Regions from separate parts of the Homo sapiens genome. Here region 2 is linked to region 1. A link is a loop called in an ENCODE intact Hi-C map of the cell type or tissue named here. Cell type or tissue: mammary epithelial cell. All regions are shown on one strand.

The links. A loop is a pair of places that touch in the nucleus more often than their neighbours do. Peaks named below come from ENCODE experiments on the same cell type or tissue, not always from the same donor. Only the 100,000 strongest peaks of a DNase experiment are listed, where the experiment ranks them.
Region 2: it touches region 1 in a loop (5-fold over the local background); 4 of 110 quality-filtered maps call a loop at or near these places.

Annotation. Positions count from the first base shown.
Region 1 is chr14:32,468,070-32,470,569 of GRCh38, forward strand. All of the region lies in intron 2 of AKAP6 (A-kinase anchoring protein 6), which reads left to right. Among named protein-coding and RNA genes, the nearest start is that of AKAP6, 140 kb to the left of the region's middle. In mammary epithelial cell, a CTCF peak has its summit at 1,541 (motif pointing left); DNase peaks (open chromatin) are centred at 1,032 and 2,392; H3K27ac peaks cover 2,242 bases.
Region 2 is chr14:31,456,180-31,458,679 of GRCh38, forward strand. DTD2 (D-aminoacyl-tRNA deacylase 2) reads right to left here and starts at 1,327. Exons shown (of 3, transcript NM_080664.3): 1 at 1,104-1,327. The coding sequence starts at 1,214. RefSeq lists enhancers at 346-931, 932-1,517, 962-1,171, 1,312-1,491. In mammary epithelial cell, no CTCF peak of the experiment used is centred here; a DNase peak (open chromatin) is centred at 1,312; H3K4me3 peaks cover 1,154 bases; H3K27ac peaks cover 1,053 bases.

The DNA.
Region 1 (2,500 bases):
AGAGTCTGATAAACTAAACCAGCAAAGGGAGCTGTCACAAGGCAGCCCTAGGATAGGAGCCCAGACAGCAGCATTCAGAATCTAGAAAAACTTGTGATTTTTCTACTGAAAATGATTAAGAGAAACACTGGCACCTTGAACACAGTAGGTACTCTGTTAATATTTACTGATGACATTAATGAAGAGAAAATTAAATGACATATTCAGAAGAGCTAGTTCTTGCCAAAAATATTTCCTACTCTGTGCCTTTTGAGTTGTGGGACTTAGTTTTCATCCCTGGATGACTTGCTTTCTATATCTGTGAAGTGAATAGACCAAAGTCCTGTGAGACAATGCCTTGCTCTTTCATGTAGTAAAGGTTAGCCCACCTCTGTAAGTATAGCAGAGAAACACTAGATTGGGAGCTTCTTGAGGGCAGGGACTTTGTTGATTCAAGTTTAGATCTCTGTCTTTAGACATCCTGTAATCACAGGATGTTGCAGGATGTTACCTTTCTTGCATAGATCAAGTGTTACAAAGAGCCTGGCAATTTACACATCTGTGCTACCATGACTTAAGACAAAAGCGCAAATCAGGATTTTTGTTTTTGTTATGTTTTATTGTCCTCCCTCCTCCCATCTTTGTCCCTCCATTCTTTCTCCCAGGTACTCCATATCCTTATGTTGTTTTCGTCTCATCAAAGCCCTGACAGAAACACAACCACTTCCAAAGACTTGCCATTCCTCAAATGTCCTGCGTTCTAATTGGACTTGCCCCCCTTTGCTCTAACAATCTTATTCCACCTTCATCAAAATTATTATTTCTAGGATACTGATTTTAGAGCATCTGTTTTAAGTGATTATTAATAATATATGAATAATAGGTAGGTTTAGTCCAAATTAATCTCTGCCTAGTGGAATGTGTGAAAAACTGTCCTAAACTCTACAGTAATGAATGCTATTGGAAGAGGTATTAACTAGGCATTCCACTAGAAAATTTGCTGATCCCTCGTCTGTTTTGTCATACCTCCCTGACTCATGGGGTGTACTGTGAGAACTGTTGCAACTCTGGGGAAGTGTTTTCCTGTCCTGCCACTAGACTTTGTGCCAGGAAATAATTTCTAGGCATTGCCTGGTAAAGTTCATCAACTTGCTTTGAAGAAGTCCTGTGAAAGCAATAGAGGGTTTTGTGTTGCTTTTCAACAGTCTCCAACGGAGGAGATTTTCACAACCTCCTTGGTATGCCAGTGTATAACAAACTATGATCACTAGCATTCCCCCAAGTAATTTAAGAAGAATTAAAAACAAGATAGGCACACAAAAGTTTATACATTTAAAAAAAGTTAGATTATTTGACATATTAAACTACCAGTAGATTCCTAGCGTTTCTTGGTAGTAGAAAACTTTTGAAAACATGTCCAATAATCTGTATAATAAAGTCAAGACAGTTTTGATCTTGATCTGTAAGAAAGTGTAATAATAACTAAATCATTATTTGAATGCTGACAAGAAAAGTACTTGCTGTACATTTACTGTTTACTTGTATTGTAGCACCACCTACTGTTGATAAAGAAACAAGCTTTTATAGCTTTCCCATTTTTCTTTGCCTCGCTAGTTAAAAGAATGTCTTTTTTTTTTTGAGATCTGATATTTTTAATGTCACAAATTTTTTTTTTTTATTATTATACTTGTCTTGGCTCGTCAGCCAGACATGCTGCTCGGAGATGTTTCTAAAGTTATGATACAGAGATTGCATTATGTCTGTTTCCAAAATGAAAGATTATGCCTTCAGTTACCTAAAGATCAGAACTGATGCTTGACATGCATATATGACATATTTTATCGCTTTTCAAATCAGATGTTTATCTTTTTATTTTCTAATAAAATAGGCTGTAGATGTTGGGAAATTACTGATTTGCTTTAAGTTCAGTTGCTCTTCCAATGAACAAATATTAAGTGGTAAAACATCAAGTCTTCTGAATATAATTACTAATATAAAATGATGTCATATTAGATCCAGGGTTAGCACTTACATACCATCACTCCCTTTCCTCCACCCTCAACAGAATCTTCATCACTAAAAAACCCACAAAACATCAACTAGGCTATTTGATATTTAGAGCTTTACTACTCAAAGTGTGGTCTGTGGACTGGACGCTTGGGCCACACCTGGGAACTGTTAGAAATGCAGGATTCTTGTCTCCCTGCATTTTAACAAGATCCCCAGGTGATTCAGATGCACATTAAGATTTGAGAAGCAATGTTTCAGGCATTTCTTGTATCCCACCCTACCCATCCCTGCCAGAAGACTGAACAGCAGTCAAACCAAGAGTAAGGTCTTTCATTACAAGTTTGAATTTACAGTATCTTATTCTCATAAAAAGTTAGATGATATTCTCTGACTCATGGCTTATTGAATGTAAATTGTATCACTGCTGTCGTTAGGGCTCACATCAGCAACTGAACAAAGAAGGCACAGTCCTTTCCCACTGGATCTGTCAGCTTCATCTCTGGGGAAAGTA
Region 2 (2,500 bases), 1.0 Mb before region 1:
GTCAGGAGTTCCAGACAAGCCTGGCCAAAATGGCGAAACCCCGTCTCTGCTAAAAATACAAGTTAGCGTGGTAGCTTGCGCCTGTTGTCCCAGCTACTCGGGAGGCTGAGGAAGGAAAATTGCTTGAACCCGGGAGGCGGAGGTTGCAGTGAGCCGAGATCGTGCCACTGCACTCCAGCCTGGGCGACAGATCGAGAATTCATCTCAAAAAATAAAATAAAATATAAATAAATAAAATATAAAAAATAAAATAAATGTAAAATAATAACTAAAATTGTTTTAAGTAATGCTAGATCTGGGACCGAATTCAGCAGAAAAGGCGAGCGAATGAGATTTTGCTACACTGAAGTTTCTGAGTATCTACAAAAGTCTTAATTATGAACTAATTTTTTTCTTACATTTCAACGTACTCCAAAAATACGTCAGAGGCCTTAAAGAAAATTTTATTTGTTTTTGTATGCAGTGGGGGCAGGCGGTCTTAAAAAGTAAAGTATGTATGAAAGTAGAAGGAACTCATAGTGACATAAATGTTTTAAATTCTTTGGAGAAATGTGTTTGATAAGGCAACATTGTTATAAAAGTAGAGGTCTTTGTTTCTCAGTTGGAAATTGGTCAAAACTTTTAAAAGGCTTCTTGAAATAGAATTGTTTCTTAGGAAATCTCATTTCTATGCTAAGACCAAGTCAACATAGGGGGGAATTCGACGCGATCTGAGGCGTAAGTCAAAGCAGATCATGAACTCTTGCAGCAAACCTGACCTACAAGCTTGCCCCCGACCAGCATAGACCACGAGCTGCAAGGGGTCTGAGACAGTAAGGCCTGAAGTTCACCGAACTCAGTTTCAAATACCTGTGGTCCCCCCAAGAAGGGAGACACGCTCTTCCTCTCGGGTGCTACAACTGGCGCTGGGGAACGGTGATGCTGGACCGAAAAGACAAGCGCAGCCAGGCAGGCCACCGCGGCCAGCTTCAAGCTGACCCGGTATCCCCGCGGCCGGACCGCCGGTCTCAGAGGGAGACACAGAGCGGACGAGTCACCGAGACAACGCGGAAAAAACCGCCCCGCACGCCGGAGGATAACGAGAGCTGCCGGGCTGACGTTACCTCCACCCACTGGGCCGCGACGTCCCCATCGGCTGGGCGAATTTGCAGCCGGGCGTGCAGGCACTGCTGTAGGAGCGCCCGGGCCTGAGGAATCCGGCTACCCTCAGCCATGGCTTAAGCCAGCGCCGCGGCCGGACAGTTACTAGGCCATGTGTCGCTGGCCCCTCCCTCGACGCGCTGGCGGGGCAGACGAGGCGGGGCACGACGAAGGGCCTGCGCCGATTGCCCAGTGGCCCCGCCCTTAGGAGGGCGGGGCCTCGGACTGACTCTCGAATGTCCCGGATGTGCGGTCTTGGAGGCCGGCGTAGCGCTAAGCTTCTCGGCAGCACCTGCCCAACTCTGTAGAAGGCGCTCAGTGTATACTTTTATTAAACGATTGAAAAGACTCGTTAAATCTCTTTCCTACAAACCTTTTAAGAAACATTTTTCACCTCAGAAAGCTTAGGTTCCAACTGTTGAAAAATTTTAAATCTGCTTGATTTAAATTCATGTTATGCCCATATGAAAGTAAGTAAACAAATAATCGAATCATAAAGCAAGCGGAGATGGAACTAAAAGCTATATATACATCCTTCAAAATTTTCCTTATTCCAATCAATAAAAACAATGCTGCCTCCTCTATCGGGAATGCCATAAATTATTCTGATTCCACAGTTGTGAAAAGGTATTGGTATGCTATACGAATACACATTCTTTAGAAGATATCCTTGTTAAAAATGTTCTTATCCAAGAAAGTATGATTGTTAATAACTTAGCCCGCTACTAATACAAAAATAAAACAGCTTATTCTGATGCATATGACGTAAATTCTGTGATGCATTTTCTGGAAGTACATATTAGAATGTAAATAAAACTAAACAAGGGCTTGATTTTCTTTCCCATGTAACGTATTCCTTAAACATGCATCAGATTAGCATTTATTTGTCTATGGGCTTGGATGGTTTAGATGAGGAATAATAGTGTTACCCTGATTGCATTACCCAGGTCATTGATTTGGGCTCAGTTGACACAATGTGCCTATACATTCGGATCTGTTGTTTAAAAAGATGACATCACTGACAGTGTTGCTATCCATACAAAGTAGTGTGACTGAAGAAAATAGTCCATGCATAATCAACAGTCCTTTGTACACAAAATCGAAGCTGCTTGTTTGCTGGTTATCTTGCAGCCAGGTTTACACTTTTAGTAAAAACAGAAAGCAAAATCTCACATGATCTCTGATTGTTGCATTGCAGGGATTCCAACAGTTGTTGACATTTGTCTGCAAAGCACAGACAAGTTGAATTGCTTCATGTCTGCACCTTTATGTCATTATAACTACTGAGTCTCTTTTCTCTCCGGCTCTCAGATTCAGATTTTACAGGCCTGAAAGAAACTTTGACATACAAACCATTAGC